2 separate regions of the Homo sapiens genome follow, and region 2 is linked to region 1. Evidence: chromatin loops called from intact Hi-C (ENCODE). Cell type or tissue: GM12878. All regions are shown on one strand. Links, peaks and the distances in the headings refer to the core of each region. The heading gives the core; the rest is flanking DNA.

The links. Peaks named below come from ENCODE experiments on the same cell type or tissue, not always from the same donor. Only the 100,000 strongest peaks of a DNase experiment are listed, where the experiment ranks them.
Region 2: it touches region 1 in a loop (4-fold over the local background); 1 of 110 quality-filtered maps calls a loop at or near these places.

What each region holds. Positions count from the first base shown.
Region 1 is chr11:83,968,624-83,973,030 of GRCh38, reverse strand. All of the region lies in intron 12 of DLG2 (discs large MAGUK scaffold protein 2), which reads left to right. Among named protein-coding and RNA genes, the nearest start is that of DLG2-AS2, 330 kb to the right of the region's middle. In GM12878, for the core only: no CTCF peak of the experiment used is centred there; DNase peaks (open chromatin) are centred at 1,800 and 2,740; H3K27ac peaks cover 609 bases.
Region 2 is chr11:84,286,958-84,291,364 of GRCh38, reverse strand. The region is part of intron 7 of DLG2 (discs large MAGUK scaffold protein 2); the gene reads left to right. Among named protein-coding and RNA genes, the nearest start is that of DLG2-AS2, 650 kb to the right of the region's middle. RefSeq lists an enhancer at 1,576-1,635. In GM12878, for the core only: no CTCF peak of the experiment used is centred there; DNase peaks (open chromatin) are centred at 1,814 and 2,116; H3K4me3 peaks cover 259 bases; H3K27ac peaks cover 1,066 bases.

The DNA of each region.
Region 1 (4,407 bases), core at 291-4,290:
TCTGCTAGAGAAGAAATTTGAGTAAATCAAAACAATCACTCTTGCTTGCTCTCTTTCTTTATATGGAGTAAAAGGTTAAGAAATGAATTAATGATTAATGAAGGAAGAATAGAATCACAATGATGGAGCTTTGACTGTGTACCTTATAAACTAATATGATCTGGTGCTAAGATTCTGTACCAGCTTTTCATCCTTATATCCTGTGCCTGGCACAGAGTGGGTATCCAATAAATGTGTATTGTTGCTTGAATGACCTTCATTCTTATTGCTTTACTCTCTGACTCAACACAAATGTAAAATAGAATGCAACACAAATGCTTCATTCTTTCTATAAAATAGGGAATTTTGATTGCTTTTCCTTTGGTGTTCTGCGATCATTTTTTTAAAACTTAGCTTAATACCTCAACACTTATTAAGTGCCAACTATTTATATTGCATCAGCTAGGGGAATAGAGATGAATATGATCTAATCAGTTGCCCTTGAGAAGATCATTCTTGGAGGTGGGAAGAGGCACTGTAGGAATAAGTGTTTCACAATATAGGGATTGATAATTTCTACATAAAGAGCCCTGAACAGCAGCAGGATCAACAAAGCATGATGTCTGATTATGGCTGTTTGATTTCTATTCGTATGCTACTTTATATCATACAGAGTCTTTTCAACTTCATGGTATTATTCTTTTCTCATAAACACAAATCTACAAATAAGTATAATTCCCATTTTACATGTAAGAAAATGAATTCTTAGTAAATATGTTAACTGACTTAAATTCGTGAAACTAGGAATTAAAACCAGATCTGATCTGATTCTATGTTCAAAATTATTCTCCCTGTATCAAGTTGCCTTCGTTTCTAGAAACAGCAAGGTTTAACATATGAATATTATTTCTAGTAAATTTAAGTCTATTCATTGGCCTTGAGAAATTAACTTTCTTTTTTCCCATTCCGATTTTCATTACTCATGAGATGCTGCTGTGTGTGTCTCATAATGACACCACTGTACTTAGCTTCTGTTCTTTCTTAAAGTTTTTGTTCTTGCTCATTTAGAGTTAATTTTGCTCTATGACATACATATTCATTTCTGAAAAGATGAAAAACAAGAAAATATTTATTATCCAAAGATAACCATTACTAACATGCCTTTTATTTATTAATAGTTATTATTTTGAATACATTTTATTATAATAGTTAATTTCAGAGTACTATGGAGATTTTAATCCTTGGTTTATGCATATTTATTTTCATAGCATTGGCATTACTACATTGGATTGGTCTGCTTTTTAATTTATCTTACAACCTAATGATCAGCCACTTTGTTTCCTGTTTAAAAGTTAACTTTAGAGTTTTCTTACCAATGATTCTAGAGTTCCACATTTCCTTGTACTATGCCTTAGGTAACCTTAATGTCTGTAATCACCTCCCAGTTCATCCCACCATACTGATATTCCTGCAAGAACATGGAAAGGTCAGTATCTTGCCATCTCTATATTGCTCATTCCTCTTTATTATATTCTCATGCCCCCACACCTCCCACCTTTGTATTATTACATTTATGTTTGCTTACACACATTTGAATTCCCACAAAACTTGCCATGTCTCCTTGCAAGTCTCCTGGCACCTCTTTCTTCAGCTGGTTTGCCTTCCTTTGTCTGCATCATGTTCAAATTCAGTGCTCCCTCTTCTGTTTGAGAGAATGAGTCATCTCACCTCCAGCCTCTCTTTCTTGGCCTCAGTCCTCTTTCCTATTAGCAAACACACAGCCAGGCTGCACATATGTCCCCGTCTGTGTGGTGCACCCCACAGAGAGCACTTCAATCAAATTCACATGATTTTTTTCCTTGAAACCAGGCCAGTTGCTCAGTGTTCACCATTATAGGCAGATATTTGATGCAAATGAGAAAAAAAAGAATAAAAAAGACAATGACAAACAATGACAAGAGCAACTAGCCAATCAGTGTAATGTCCCTTCTCATTGCATACAATCAGCTCCAGCTGTAGGCCCTTTATCTTGAGAGTTCATAGGATAATGCACACACATAATTAACCCAAACAAACTCACTTTTGTGGAAAACATTTTGAAGACTTCAGCACAAAAGAGCACTTTTTGGTCCAAATCCGGTACTATTCTGAATTTTTAAAAAGACCACACAGAAGCTTCATCAGCAGCACCCTAATTAAACTCATCAGTTCACAGATGTTTATAAGAAAATGATCAGCGAAAATTTTCACCAAGAAATCCTGCTTACAGATGATGACAATAGTATTAGTGATAAGAGCTAACATTAAGAACTGTATTGTGCCTGTCACTTTATATAGGCCAACACATTTTAATCAATAGCCTTTTGAAGCAGTAACTGCTATCATTCCTGTTTTGCAGATGTCAAAACTAAAGCTTACAAGGTTAAACAAGTCTCCCCAAATCACACAGCTAGGAAGCACCAGGGTCTAAGCTTCAGTATGCGTGACTCAAAAGCATGTGCTTTTAATCACTACATTCTGTTGCCAGTATCATAATACCACCTGTTCTGTGACTGAAATCTAAGTAAATTTTTCAATATTTCAGTCACCAAATAGAAACTGAGTGAACTACCACTATTTTAAACCACTATTATTATTCTCCCCAGTATCCTCTTTCCCCATTTCTCACCACTACCTTTCCCTCAACTTCTGCTTTATGGTCTAAAAATTTTCCTCGTGGTCTGAAGACTCTGTTAGCAAAGTCACTCTATGAAAATGTTGTTGAAGGTAATATTTTCTGGATCATTTCACTGCCCACCTTAAAAATGGCAAAAGGTGCAATTTAATAAGCACTGACCACATTTCTCTTTCACTGATAATCTAATGAGCTGTGTAGTTTCCATACTCTGAGGAGAGAGACAATGAGCCCTTGTCAGAAACAGAGCTTTGCTGTCACTTATAATCTAATCCAGTTAGTTTCTAGCCTTTGGTTTTTATTTTTAATTATTATTGACTTCTCATTCCCCCTGTGTTATGCCACCAGATACTGTTTCTCTTCTGTTCTCTCAGTATAGATGTTTTTGTGGGCCATAGTCACAGTATTAAAAGCTGCCTTAGGCAATCTTTTTTTTTTTTAGAGGAAACACCCACTTTCATATACATTTTAAACCATAGAACATCACATGTAAATATTCATTATCGGCCAGGTGTGGTGGCTCACGCCTGTAATCCCAGCACTTTGAGAGGCTGAGGTGGGTGAATCACCTGAGGTCAGGAGTTTGAGACCAGCCTGGCCAACATGGTGAAACCCTGTGTCTGCTAAAAATACAAAATTAGCTGGCAGTGGTGGCATATGCCTGTAATCCCAGCTACTCGGGAGGCTGAGGCAGGAGAATTGCTTGAACCCGGGAGGCAGAGGTTGCAGTGAGCCAAGATCACGCCATGGCACTCCAGCCTGGGCAACAAGAGCAAAACTCCATCTCAAAAAAATAAAAAGAATAAAAAATAAATCATTATCTAAGCACAAGTGGTAATGGCCCTAAAATAAATGATTAATCAAATGTATAAGAAGGTTTTGAAGAGACAGTGAGATCAGTGAGATATGTTAAGCTGCTTTCCATTTTACTTATTTATTTTTTGACTGGTCAGTGTATTAGGATGATGCAGTATACTATTACCACTGGATTAAGCAGGAAATATAATGATTCCTCAAGCTTTTATAATACTTTGGAATTTATTCTACTTTTATATGTAAACTCGGAAAGAAACCCTGTTCTCCTAAAGGGAGAAAGAACAGGTGATATGAGCCCTAGCTTTTAATGAATCAACATACAAATATAATCTCATTTTCATCTCGTAAGGAGGCTTGTGATCCAATTGATGGCTTTGACAATTGGAGGCAGTGTGACCTCTTTGTTGCAAGTTAATCTCTTTAAAAAACAGTTTTTCTCATCTGTAAAATTTGCCTGATTAATAGTATCTACTTCCTGGAGCTCTTCTCATGATAAGTTATATGATTCATGTCAAAATATGTGACATAGGACTCCTAAAATATATGGCATGCAAGTATTAAATAAATGTTAGTTATTATTATTATCGTGTTATTTCTGTATTATTAAGGGCTGCCATTATCAACTATGTTCTCCATACCTGAAGTTCCTCTACATTCTCCCTCTCTGCATGAGTCTATTCTTCTATCCATTCATTCCACAAACAATTGTGTATTATTAATGTGGGTTTCATGAAAGCAAGGACCTTGTCTATCTGGAAGAAGTAGTATAGCTGAGTGGTTAACAGCATGGTTTCTGGAGCCAAACTGTCTAGCTTTGAATTCTGCCTCTGACACTTACCAGATCAATGACTTGGGGCAAGTTTCTTAACCTCTTGGAGACACACTTTTCTCATCTGTAAAATAAGGTAATTATAATAGCTACCTCATAAGTTATCGTG
Region 2 (4,407 bases), core at 232-4,231, 320 kb before region 1:
TAGTTAGGATTTGCGCATTGCCCATTTAGTCTAACTTGGCAATATTCTTTTTTGTCTACCTAACCTTATTAATTCTGTTTTATTTTAACCATAACTTCTCACCTTGTACCTGATTGGATTTATTTCTTTTATATATCTAAGCTAACTTAGCTAGCCTTTAATTGTTTTTGGTCAATGGTCAGTCATATGTAATAAAAACTGCCTCATCTTTAGAATACACAGAGTAAATTATAAAAAGTTATGAGATTCCTAGATAATTTACTGAATTGGTTACTAACAAATTTAAAAAGTAGTAATTTTTAAACAATAGTAGCTAACATGTATTGAATGTATAATGTATGCCAAATAACACTTTTAATTGCTAGATGTGCATTTTTTTTCTAGACATCTTCACAAAAATATAGGGGTTAGTTACTTTTCTTCCCCATTTTTAGATGAGACAATAAAACTTCAGAGAGAGTTTAAGCAACTTACTCATAGCAACACTGAGTGATTTTAGCATTAGAATTCAAACCTTGGATGACTCACATTAAAACCTTGCTTTTTTAAACAATGTACTACCAAAAGAACAATTTCTACTTTCTGGGAGCTGATCACTGTCTTTGGAGACAGACAAAATTGAATTTAATTCTATCTCTACAAATAGCAAGCTTTAAGACCCTAGTTATGTTACTCAATATCTCTCCCACTTCCTTTTCTCACCTCTTAGATGGGTACAATGCCTATATCACAGGGTTACTTTATGAAAAGACCTAGTACATGAAGAATTTAGTGCTGTACCTGGTACTTGGTGGATATTCAATCAATGTTAAATCATTTTCCCTCACACACAAAAACTCATTTCTGTGTTTCCAAAAATGTTTTCACGTTTTGTATTTGAGTCTCAGAAGAACCCTGCGATAACAGGGATTATTATCCCTGTTTCTCATTAGAGCAAATAAAGGCTCAGAAAAACCAAGAGGCTTTCTTTTGGTCATACACACCTCATAAGCAACAGAGCAAAGACTTCACATTTCTCACTTGTTTTCATTATAGCATGTATGCCTCCTGGAAAAACATGTAAAGTGAAGGCAGAAAGCAGAGGATGTCAATGAAATCTAAAAGGCGCCTATGTGAAAAAATTATTTTACAAAAACTTTTGCTCAATCTTCTGTCCCTCCTGTCCCTGAGAGGCAATAATATAGAATGAAATAAGGTTATATTGCATTAGAAATATTTTTGCCTTTGCTCAGTGAAGACCATGATCTGAGTTGACATCTAATCATATTATTTCAGCGCTATAGATACTCAGCCTTTACCGAGGACTGCTTTATAATAGGCTAGAGGCTACATTGGGTAATACCAGAATGAGCAAACTTAGTTATTGGGAGTGATCTTGTTGGTCTTTGTTAATGAAATCTGCAAGCCCCTTATGTAATGCATTACTATATTCTGGATCTGGTTACTACTTTGAGGGGCCTGACCATCCAGAAAACGGTACTTTCAAACAAGTTTTCTTTCTCTGATCATCACACAGTATCCTAAAATACTTTGCACGCATAGGCTGGAAGTAGAGATAGTCAAAGCAATCTGCTCATCATCTTGCAGTTTGCATTTAGTCTTTCAGAACTATTTCTCCCACTTCTGCCTTGTTTACGAACAGAGTGAGACAGTCATGCCTGGGTGGATCATCTCCCATGTTTGCCTAGGAATCCTCTCTTTCTCTACTAGGCTTCAGGAGGTTAGACTGTAGCTTTAAAGGTTTTCCTGTGAGTCAGAATCTTGGGGTAAAGCCTCACTTATTTAGAAGAACTTGCTTCTAACTCTATCTCTAGACCTAAAAGAATTACCTTTACTCATACTGAGAGAGTGAGTCATGTCTCATTTCCCCCATGAGCTGAGATGCAGAGGCCATTTTTCTCTCTGTATTTCAAAAGGCTTAAATTCCAATTATTTTTTGATCCCTCACTGTCAGTGCTACAATGAAATTTTTCTGTATTAAAAAAATAGGTCAATGAAGGCCAAGGTTTGGCTGATTCTTGTAATTTTCCTAATTTCCTCATAAAAGCTTGGGCCAATATTTTTTAATTCCAAGTTTGTAGCTTTATCACAGAAGCATTGTTCGTTAATGACTGTGCTTTGTTTCCCATTTTTGAAAGAGAAATTCTTTTGTTACATTTGAAAGAACTTAAACATGAAAAACTTAAGGATTAACTTTTTAATTAGATATAATGATTAGAAACTCTTCATCATGGCAGTTTTCCTTTCATTATGAAAGGAAGTTGACAGTTTCTGTTCAATTAGTGTTCACTGAAATGTTTTTAAATGAAATTATTGCTGAGTAAAGGACTCCAAAAGAATATGACATGATTAAGGGCCTTGCTTTTCGACTTTTTAATGAAGAGATTACTGATGAAAAAAGAATTCTTGCGAAGTTCACAAAACATATTTCTGTGCATGAGCAATATTTAAGTCTCAGTTCATTATAAAAGTAAATATCACAAAAGCTTCTCCCCACTATAAATGTTTGTGATCCCTACATTAACTGACTTTTAATTATGTCAACATAGTTCAATGAAGCAAAGTTTGCAAGGCCTATTTTGGTGGAATCCATTGTCTGTGACTATGGTGCTTTGGAAGAGTTTACATATCACTGTCTTGACTTCATAGTATAATTTCAAATGTTTTATTTCGTTTCATTTAGGGGTTTTTCTGTTGATACATTAGCATTCTCTATGCAATTTCATTTGGGGGTGAATAGACCTAGATCTCATGAGCCCTGGAGATCAATGCTTTTAATGACTCTGAGATTTAGTTACACATCTTATTCTATCTTAGAAGTACTTGGTTCTTTCAAATAAATTCTAACTGAACTCCCTGAATCTAAATACTTATTTTAACAAATAACTGCAAAATATCTTTTCAGTCATAGGTATTCTATCTTCATAGCTTCTTATTGCCTAAAGTATCAAATAGAAATCTATTATCACCCTCATCTTGGAGGCCTTCTATACTTGTCCCTTCCTGATAGCATTAATAAAATAATAATACTGTTGACAATAGCTAACATTTATTTATTAATCTTTAGTACTTTCTTATACTCTAAGAAATATTTAAGTGTAAGTATTCATTTAATCCTGACAATAATCCTAGGAGATTAATATTATTATTAATTATTATTCACAATTTATGAGAGAGAAAACTAAAGCTTGGTGATATTAACTAAATTTTCCAAATGTACATTGTAAATAATTAATGGATTGTTAATTATTTAATATCATATGATATCAATTTAGTGAAGTGAATAGCTACCCAGACTCATCTACCTTCCCTCAGAAATATTTTTAATTAATTATTATTGTTCCACTGCCTACAAGCTTTACTAGAATCAAGGACTGCTCTCTCCCGTTTCCATACTATTTTTTTAATCCAAACTCCATTTCTTTGCTTTTTCATTTAATGCATGACCTTTCCATGCACTAGTAATCCAAGTTCACCTATTGGCTCTCACCTGATCACAGTTGTCTCATTACAGATGTTGGAAACCTCAAAGTCATTATTAATGACACCTTCTCCTTCTATATGAAATAGACGAATAAAGTATTTGTGTGTGTGTGTGTGTGTGTGTGTGTGTGTGTGTGTGTCTAAGAGAGAGAAAAATATGGAGGGAGAGAAGGAGAGAGGTAGAAGTAAGGAAGAGAGAAGAAAGGAGAGATGGAGGGAGGAAGAGGTAAAGAAGGAGAGAGAGATAGAAACAGAGACTTACGCAACACTGACTAAAACATGCAGCTGCTACCCAGTGAAGATACATTGATTAGAGCAGGGAGTAGGGAGAACAGATTCCCAGGGAGCTTTGCTCTGAAGTCATTTTAATATCCTAAAAGTGTTAAGACAAGTCTTACTTGAGTCTGTGAAAATTCTATGGTTTGAAAAGAAAAGAAGAGTATTCCTAAGAAGTCCAAAGCTTTAGCCCTGGCCCCCCAACACTATCTAATTGCATAATCACAGGCACAGTCCAACTAGTCTAGATCTCAGTTTCATATCTGTAAAATGGATATAACCATCCCGACCTCCTAGGATTGTTGTAAGAATCAAATGTGATACTTTTATGATGATGAAAATGTAATGGAGGTTAGGCCCTAAAGGTGCTTGTGAATTAGTGAGATGATAAAATCTGGGATATGGGCAGAGCTTACTAAAACACCAAATACTTTTATTTACACAGAAATAGAAATATGTACATGTAAAGAAGACAGATAATAGGTAACAATTATTATTTGGTACTTATTTTATGCTGGATGCATGAATCAACTCATTTAATCTCCCACAACAATTATATGACATAAACATCATTATCAAACCCACTTTACATATGAGGAAACTGAGGCCCAAAGTGTAGAGTAATCTGGTCAAGATCAGACATTTAAA